Regions from separate parts of the Homo sapiens genome. Here region 2 is linked to region 1. Evidence: read pairs that join two places in POLR2A ChIA-PET (ENCODE). Cell type or tissue: MCF 10A. All regions are shown on one strand.

What was found. ChIA-PET counts read pairs that join two places held together with the same protein. Peaks named below come from ENCODE experiments on the same cell type or tissue, not always from the same donor. Only the 100,000 strongest peaks of a DNase experiment are listed, where the experiment ranks them.
Region 2: POLR2A ChIA-PET joins it to region 1 with 5 read pairs; 1 of 35 experiments calls an interaction of 5 or more read pairs at or near these places.

What each region holds. Positions count from the first base shown.
Region 1 is chr4:165,969,254-165,974,253 of GRCh38, reverse strand. The region is part of intron 1 of TLL1 (tolloid like 1); the gene reads right to left. Among named protein-coding and RNA genes, the nearest start is that of TLL1, 99 kb to the right of the region's middle. In MCF 10A, no CTCF peak of the experiment used is centred here; a DNase peak (open chromatin) is centred at 2,133.
Region 2 is chr4:165,503,879-165,508,878 of GRCh38, reverse strand. LOC105377520 (a long non-coding RNA gene) reads right to left here and starts at 3,679. Exons shown (of 3, transcript XR_939419.2): 1 at 3,500-3,679; 2 at 2,746-2,798; 3 at 1,477-1,560. In MCF 10A, no CTCF peak of the experiment used is centred here; a DNase peak (open chromatin) is centred at 2,778.

The DNA of each region.
Region 1 (5,000 bases):
CAGGAGAATGGCGTGAACCCGGGAGGCGGAGCTTGCAGTGAGCCGAGATCCCGCCACTGCACTCCAGCCTGGGCGACAGAGCGAGACTCCGTCTCAAAAAAAAAAAAAAAAAAAAAAAAAGATGAGGTCCAGGACTTAATCCTAAGAGTTACAGAGTGCAGTTGGCCTCTTGATCTCAGCAGGTCAGCTATGCCAGGGTACAGTTCTACTTTGAAACCCAGACACATGGGATGAAAAAATATAATCTTGAAACTCCAGACTTCTCTGATCCTATTAAGAACTAACGCTGGTTGGGCACAGTGGCTCATGCCTGTAATCCCAGCACTTTGGGAGGCCGAGGCAGGTGGATCACCTGAGATCAGGAGTTTGAAACCAGCCTGACCAATATGGTGAAACCCCATCTCTATTAAAAATACAAAAATTAGCTGGGCATGGTGGCTCACACCTGTATTTCCAGTTGCTTGGAAGGCTGAGACAAGAGAATTACTTGTACCTGGGAGGTGCAGATTGCAGTGAGCCGAGATTGTACCACTGCACTCCAGTGTTGGGCAACACAGCAAGACTCCATCTCAAAAAAGAAAAAAAAAAAAGAACTAATGCTTACTCCCTTGTTAAGGATAGTGCTGCAATATTTTCTCCCCTGAAAGACAAAATGCACCCCTCAAGATCTGCCCTTACCTCCCCTTTCCAGCCACTAAACCAATAAAAGGGTTAAATCACAACATAACCCAAGCAGAATGAATTGCACCTGAAACAGGAAGCAAGGGACTGTAACCAAAAGGATCTACAAAACCTTGCCTACTTGTAGCCCAGAGAATACTCAAGGACTCGATTCCAAAGGTAGAACATGAAGTTGTATAAGATAGTTTATTTATTTGATAGCACCATCCTGGGATGGTGCTATCCCAGGATAGGAAATCCTGGGATACAGGATTTGATGCCCTTAAAAGAAGACTGAAAGACAACGTAAACATGCTTTAAGATGGTAAAGGCTGCACTATCAGCTTCCCTTCTTTGAGGCTTTGGGACTCAGACTGAGCCACTACTTGCTTCTTTCATCCCTAGCTTGCAGATGGCCTATCGTGGGACTTCAGCTTTTGATAGTGTGAGCCAATTCTCTCTAATAAACTCCCTTTCATATATACATATATCCTATTAGTTCTGTCCCTCTGGAGAACCCTGACTAATACAGACAGCTCCTGGAAGAAATAATAAAGCACGGACCTGCATTAAGTAATAGAGAAATGCCAGGGAGATTAAAAGGCTCAAGTAAGCATGCTTGAACAAATATACTATTCTCAGCCAGAATGCCCATCAGATGACTATACTTCATACAAAGGCACTAAAGATAGACCATTTACCAAGGCTACAAGGAACACATTGGTGAAAGGAAAAACATCACTAAGAAGTTCAGACTTGATGTTCCTCTGAAGGCCAAGACTGATGGTAGAAGGTGGTATTATGGAATGGGCTCACTGACCACAATGGACATGATGGAATCCTGAAAAGATAGATAGGGTAATATCCAATTATTATAAGCCAGGTAGAGGTAATTATAATGTTTGTCAAGGTTGTAGTCACATGCAGGAACACTGACCCTTAGAGAGTTATGAGATAGTTAATAGAACATGGTGTCCAAGGAGTAAAATAGACAGACAGTCAACCAAGAGTATTATTCAGGGTGTACAATCAAAAGAATGGATGCTGGATGATCAGAAGATAGAATGTGTTTACTCCCCACCCCACCACCTACCATCCAAAAATATCTTACTGAGATTCAGGATATGAGCCAGTTTTCAAACCTGGAACCCATATGCTGAAGTGAAAAAACAGATTTCCAGGAGGAACAACCATGTAGCATCATGAAAAGAATATATGATAATGATATTAAAGTCCTTCCACAAAGGTGCCAACAGTCATATCTTTGGATAACCATATACAGGCATTTTAAGGACTGTTGGAAACAGGGTCATTGACACTGAAACGTGCAAAATCAAAGAGCTTTCATGGGCTTTTCTGGAAATAATAGATTGAGTCTTGTCCCAGGTTTGACTCATAGTCTGTCCACTATGTCTGTGATCTACCTAATAGTTATTTTCCAGGTCATAAAATATATAAGTATGATTCACACAGGTGGCTGGCACAACTTCCAGATTGCTCAAGCAATCTGTCCTAGAGGGAAAGCCTCTTGGACTGCAATCCACATTCCCCACCCCAGGCAAGATATCAACTTAAAAACAATTATCCTGATGGTTCTACTTATACGTAGGCTACACAAAGCTGGAAGAGAATGTTGCTGTCACTCTAACCCTGTAAATAAACAACAAAAAACAGATCACTGACAAAACTGTAATTTTTCTGGAACCCAGAGAGCTAACATTACAAAGTCCTGCTGAATTCCATCGAGTGGCAAGCCCCTCCAAAAAGAGACAGGACACAGCAACTATTTCACCTCTGGCAGAGCTTGAGAGGAAGAGGCAACATCCTAAAAGTGGATAAGAAGAAAACATCTAAAATTTTTAAAAAATTTTAAAAGGCTGAGTGTACACTTGCATTAGAATAAAAAGCCAAAGGGAAAAGCAAGCTCTCCCAGTGACGCACTGAGAAATTTGGGCTTCTCATCCCCCACGTTTCTGGACTCTCAGCATTCAGAGATCCTGATTCACAGAAAAGCAGTTTTCTACCAGAAGCCATGGCAAGAATGCCACTGAATTTTAAGCTAATGCTGGGCACTTTGGGATCTTTTTGCAAAAAAATCAGCAGGCAAGATAAGGAGTCACCGTCTTGGCAGAATCCTTTAACATGATCATCAGAGGATTTGGGGTGCTGTCACACAACAATGGGAATGGAGTAATACGTCTGGCATCAAATGAAGCCCTTGGGCACCCTCATGATATTCTTGATCAATTTTTATTGTAGATGCAGCACCTATGGCTGAATCTACAAGGGGCATGGCAAGCAGTGGCTTAGAGTCCTTAGGGACATGCATGGGGGTGATATCACTAGCTAAGCTGCCTGGACTGGCCAAGGGAAATCTAATACTGACAACACACACTGAATAATCTTAGCGGGGGAACCCCCATGAATTCCAATTCCTGTTGTGCATGATAGATTACCAGTGAAGAATAATTATAATCACTTAAATAATTTATTTAATTATTTACATATAAGTAGAATCATCAGGATAATTGTTTTTAAGTTAATATCTTGCCTGGGGTGGGGAATGTGGATTGCAGTCCAAGAGGCTTTCCCTCTAGGACAGATTGCTTGAGCTAAGAAAGCAATCTGGAAGTTGTGCCAGCCACCTGTGTGAATCATATATATTTTATGACCTGGAAAATAACCATTAGGTAGATCACAGACATAGTGGACAGACTATGCGTCAAACCTGGGACAAGACTCAATTTATTAGTTGCAGAAAAGCCCATGAAAGCTCTTTGATTTTGCACGTATCAGTGTCAATGATCCTGTTTCCAACAGTCCTTAAAATGCCTGTATATGGTTATCCAAAGATATGACTGTTGGCACCTTTGTGGAAGGACTTTAGAATCATTATCGTGTGTCATTTATTACTAAATAATAATTTATTTATTTATTTTAGAGTATGCGGGAAATTTGAATAGGTTAAAAAAGTAAAGGGAAAGACTCTTAGAGTCCAGTCCTACATGGTCAAAAGAATAATGTCTATTTTAAATGCTAGCATTCTTATGCCTCCTGTGAAGAAAGAAGGTTTTAACCCAACCTCCTCCTCCACTTTCACTTGCCAGGAGAAAATAAATATTGAGTATGGGAATTAACATTCTCAAATAGAGTTTAAATGTCTCAAACAATTCACCTGCTTTATGTAGTCATATTTCAGTTAAACACTCTGTTGTGGTAGATTCCCACTGTTTCATTTCCAAAACCACTGTGAATGTTTATGTTTATATTCCTTCCTGATTTTGTTAGAAATCAAAGAAAAAAAGGTTCCACAAGAAAACAGCAATGTTTACAATATTTTAAAATATGTTTAAATAGAATAGAGCATCTCTAATCACAAAAGTAAATAATAAACATAAATATCGTCTGATTAATTATAAACATTAACAGACAAAAGCAAAGACTAAAACATTCTTAACAAACTTAATTCAAAAAAGAGGTCTTCTACAGCCTTAGAACACTCATTAAAGCTCAATGTTTACATCTTATAAAGTAATGAGACTTATTTAGCATCCTTTGTAGCTTGCATATTTCAGGCTAATGAATTTCCTTAGAGTTACACAGGATGAAAATCCGTGTAGGAACTACAAATTTCTGTAAAATTACACATACAACGTTACATAGATTAAGACCCTACCTGGGAGTAACAACTTCTAATATACTTGATATGATAAGAATGTGTCCAAGTGAGAATACATACAAGATTCTTCAAAGGACGAGTTAAACTTTAATAAGTTAATAAAAATTAATAAGTTAACATTTTAATAAGAAAAAGTCCATTGAAGTACAGTGATTAATAACTCCAATCTTGTGCTCTATTTTCATGACATCAAGAATGCTACAGATCCCTCAAGGGAGAGAAAAGCAGGCCCTGAATAATGTGTGTTAGGTTATCCCTAAAATAATAACCAAAAAACCCCACAACCAATTTATGACATTCTCTGCTATCATAACTTTTATTGGTTTGAAGAAAGAGAAGACATTTTTCATACGTTTTTCTCAGAACTTGGTTTAAAGCTAGACACTGGAACCCATTCGAATATAAACAACATATATGCAGCATTTTTCAAAAATGTGTGTACGTATAAATACTTATAATGTTATGCACTCCACCTCCATCAAATAAAAGATACAGCAATCCTGATGCTTAATGGCTTAGAGTTGTAAACTCTTTCTAAATGAATGTCTACTGAAATATATAAAGGTAAAACTACATTTATAATGATAAGATAGACTACTTAAGCATTTCAATAAAATTAAATACAAACATAAAATGAATGACTGAAGATATCTGGTCAACC
Region 2 (5,000 bases), 470 kb after region 1:
AGATAGATAGATAGATAGATAGATAATAGATGATAGATAGATAGATAATAGATGTAGATATAGATAGCGATAGATATAGATTTAGGGCTAGACACAGACACAGATGCAGACATAGACATAGATAGATATAGACAGATACAGATATAGACATACCTCCTATATCTAAAGGACTCAGGGCGTCACCCCACAGTTTGGATTTGACACCAAGGGCAGCCTGTCACCTCCCTGCCCCCCACTACCTTGCTCCCACCCTCCAATATCAGTGCCAGTTTTCACTGATTCCTCTGCCCATAGCTGTTGCGTCAAACCCAGCGGCATCTTTGCATTTCTAGGATTCACTCTGCAGGAGTGTGGCGGTGGAGCGGACATGTCCAAGGACTTGATTGCTTGTCTTGCTCAAAGAGTCAACATCACTAATATTTAGGAGTCACAGCTCTTTTATGGCCAGGATTTGCTGAGCAGTACAAAGCTATTTCTGAGTCATGACACATTTTAAACAAAACATACTCAATATCACAACATAAAGATTTTAATTTGCCTCCCCTTTTGACTCTCTCTTACATTCCATAGGAAATTTCCTTTGTAGACTTATGAGGTTATCAGGAAAACAACTTTAATCAATATTTGAATAGAAGCTCAACTGTCTTCTAGTTAAATATGAGGAGACTGAGATTCCTATAGGTGCCAAGCTCCTTTATTAGACAAGCTGCAGATCTTCCGAGCCCAGTCCCAGGCTCTTCCGATCCTACCATACTCCTGATCTTCTGAGTTCGAATTAGTTGGTCGAAGTTTCACATATCTGTCAGTGGTGAGGGAAGCAACCTAACTCTTGACTGACTTTCTGTTTCATCCAGGACACCTGATTTCAGACAAGCCAGGGCAGAGCCCAGAGTTAGGACCTGGAATCTTGGGGTCAGGGCTGGGGTTGGGGAGTTATGAAGGCTAGGGCTGTGGAAAAGTTCAAGGGAATTGTCTGGAGAGCAAGCTGCCCAGCAAGAGGATGGAGCTAAAGAAGATCCTCTCCTCTGAAGCCCCCTTCCAGAGAAAGAACCTGTGAGGAGGAGGAAGAGAAAATCTATGCTGTTTGGCCTCAGATGCTTTCCTCGCTAAATGCCTTCCTGACCCAGAGAGGTCCAGAGAGGAAGAGAGAGAGCATGCAAAGACGTACAGACAGGGGAGACAGAAGAGAAGGAAAGAAGACAGGCAAAGGGAAGGTAAGGATGCTTGGGACAGATAAAATGTACCCAAGAGACAGGTGATTAGGAAAACAGAAAGTAAAAATGCAAGTGAAAGGGGCGCCATGCTTACGTTGCAAAAACTCATGAATAATGATACGGGGTTTGAAAGTGATTCCTGGATGGAAAAAAAAGAGACTTTCTCCTTTTCCATCTTTTTATTTAGGTACAACCCTAAAGAATCTGGGATGTCAATACCGGGCACGCGATCCATTCACTCAAGTAAGCCATATCCAGCTTATGCGGATGCCAGCTCCCTGCTGCCCCAGTTAAGAATTGAGAGCCTTGTGCTGAAATTACCAGGAGCTGTATCTTCACTCTGTGTCTGTGAATAAAAGGAAGGAGATGCATAACCAAGTTTGTGCGGGCATGAGCCTGCAGGGCTGTTCACTGCCAAAGGATTCAACTGGAACTCCAGCATCTAATGCTTCTTTTCACATCTTCCTGGCAGCTCAGTGTATTTGTTGGCCCTCCCAAGGCTTGACAAAGAGCACATGTGGCTGTCTGAAGCTTGAGGTGCACACAGAAAGCTGGCACTTTCTTACTTTAATTACACACATACTTGGCTTTGAAATACCTCTGTGTATTTAATGCAGAAGGAGTTGTATTTTAGGTTTTAAGCAAAGAATGCTGCACCACCCACCGCTTTAATCTTCCCTAACCAGACCCCAAATCCCACAGCAGTGGTTCATGTAGTGAGATAAGCCGTGGCAACACATTTATGAAGCCCTGGTTAGACTCAATGCTATTTTTCTCATCATCTTGCTCTTCAAATTTAAGGTTTAAAATAAACACAGGGGAAGCTGCAGCGAAGTTTCTGGAGCAAAGGGTAACTATAGGTGAATGACCATGGCCGGCTGCTTTTAGATAGCTCCACGACAAGGCAGAGAACAGAAGTCAGCCTGGTAGTGTCAGGACTGATTTTTCAGGAATTTCTAGAATAAATATTAGTGTAAATGTGGGTAAGAAGAAAGAGCAGTTTTAGCCAGAGGGTTCACTGGAAAATTGTAAGTCATGTAGTCAGGACTATGCAAACGCTGCATTGTGATGACAGTCAAACTCATGAAACTTGACAAACTCAACCACTGATTCAGCTATTCAAAAAAAAAAAAAAGGCATTGGATCATTTTCCAGTTTACATACTTTGTACATGTATTGAGTTTTGGTTTATGATAATCAACTAGTGATTTCTCAATCATTCATTGCATATCCTATTCCTTAGTCAGTTAGTTCCTAAGTTCATGAAAAGTATTTCAGCCACATCAGTTTCAAGACAAAGTGCTAGGCATTGTTTAATTCTGAAAAATTATATAAAAAAGAAACATGAGGAAAAAACCACATTTCTCCTAGTTTTGTAGCAATTGCAACACAGATATGTTAAGTGAGTATAAAGGAAAACGTTATGGCTATTTCATCAGCAAGTGTTTTTTGCCCAGTAAGTGTCCGATTGCATGCTGCTGATTTTATTTACTGGTGAAAGTTGGGCCATTTTCAAGTATGTGCCACTCACCTTCCACTGTGCCTCCCCTTCTCTTGGCATGCATTTATTCTTTCAACAAATACCTGTGGATATTCACATTCCAGTTACCCAGAACATCTGGACAAAGTTTCTTCATCTTCTATCACTGTCATCTCCACGTGGACCCTTAGGTGATAACATTTCAGAGACACCAACTGTTCCAAGCAGCTTCTAACAATGCAGGGTGGACATTAAGCTCACAATTCTTGAAATATAAATGCATTGTGGTTTTATCTCTCTTTTCTCATCTTATCATTCTGGCCTCAGTATTAAATAGTTGCCAATTAAATAGCAATGAGGAGATAAAATATAAATAATTATTTAATGATTTTAATTTATTCAAATACTGCTATAGTTGATATTAAAACTATTACTAAACGATAGCTTTGGCTGGGTGCAGTGGCCCACGCCTGTAATCCCAGCACTTTGGGAGGCCGAGGTGGGCAGATCACTTGAGGTCAGGAGTTCAAAACCAGCCTGGCCAACATGGTGAAACCCTGTCTCTACTAAAAGTACAAAAAAATTAGCCGGGCGTGATGGCAGGTGCCTGTAATCTCAGCTACTTGGGAGGCTGAGGCAGGAGAATTGCTTGAACCCGGGAGGCGGAGGTTGCAGTGAGCTGAAATAGTGCCACTGTACTCCAGACTGGGCCACAGATCGAGACTCTGTCTCAAAACAAAACAAAATAAAACAAAAAACAAAAGAAAAAATAACATTTTGTATAACGGCAAGCCAGTTACCTTACCTGTTTGCTCCGCACTGAATCCCACCAGCGGGCTCCAGCCAACTTTAGGTCCCTGGACCCATCTTGATCTAGCATAGGGATATTTAACAGCTCTAAGATTCTTATCTACGGCCGGGCGCCGTGGCTCACGCCTGTAATCCCAGCACTTTGGGAGGACGAGGCGGGTGGATCACGAGGTCAGGAGATCAAGAACATCCTGGCTAACACGGTGAAATCCCGTCTCTACTAAAAATACAAAAAATTAGCCTGGCGTGGTGGCGGGCGCCTGTAGTCCCAGCTACTCGCGAGGCTGAGGCAGGAGAATGACTTTAACCCGAGAGGCAGAGCTTGCAGTGAGCTGAGATTGCGCCACTGCACTCCAGCCTGGGCGACAGAGCGAGACTCCATCTCAAAAAAAAAAAAAAAAAAGATTCTTATCTATAACCCAGTATTACACTATCGCTCTTCTGATAACTAGGTTTTCACCTCATGTGGTGAGATGGCCTTACCGGTGGGTCTTTAACCTGGGTTTCTTCCATGATTCTAGTTTCCGAGTACCAAGTCTCACAACTTACCTTGTAATAAGAGCAGTAACAATAAAAATAAAACACATTTTGAGCAACAGTAGTAACCCATCTTTGAGTAATAATAACACATTATTAAGTAATAATAATAGTGATTGCATTTGTTGAGCACTTGCTACGCGCCAGGCAGCTTTCTAAGTGCCTTACATAAATTAATTCATTTAATATGTGCACCACGGGACCCTCCTTGCAGTCTTCCTTCCGGATGTATACTAACAGGGAACCTTTGCCCAGGAGAGGAAGCCTCACAATGCATGCTGAGGGTCTATGTTCGTTTATTTTCAAGTGTTGTCTACATTAATTTTTTTGCTGACTTCAGGGCTCTTGATATTCCATTTTGTACACTCCAACTCCACCCCTGCTGCTGCCTGCCCTGACTATAACTTCAAAACAGACAGAACGTCAGCAACCAAACCCTGCAGCTGCGTGGGCTTTCCAGGAAATCCTTTCCCTCTTAGGGGAGTGGGAGACTAGGAGGCAGTTGTGATGCCAGGAGTCCCTGTCCTCAGCTGCCCTGTTCTGCTGACCACCCTGGCAAATCCTGAAACATGTCTCTCTACTGCATAATGTCAGGATCAAACATAACATCTGTGCCAAACAACACCATGTCTACAGGGAACTTGATCAAACTAATTGGATTTACAGTAATTCCACATGGCAAGAAGCAATAAACAAGAGCTATTGCATTTACTTGAAAAATGTTTAAAATCATCTTTAAAGGGCCTTCTTTCAAAACAGGTAATAAATACTCCCCTGAAGCCCAAAGTATAGCAATCAGCATGTGTGAATAGTCAAAAGAATATAAAACAAAGATACATTTAATGAAGAAGTACACAATTCTTTCCAGGCCATGCTAAAGAAGTGAGGTAAGGTGGAAACAGGATGGACTAGAAGTAAGGCAGACGTAGGCTGTAATCTTGCTCTGCCACATTTCAGCC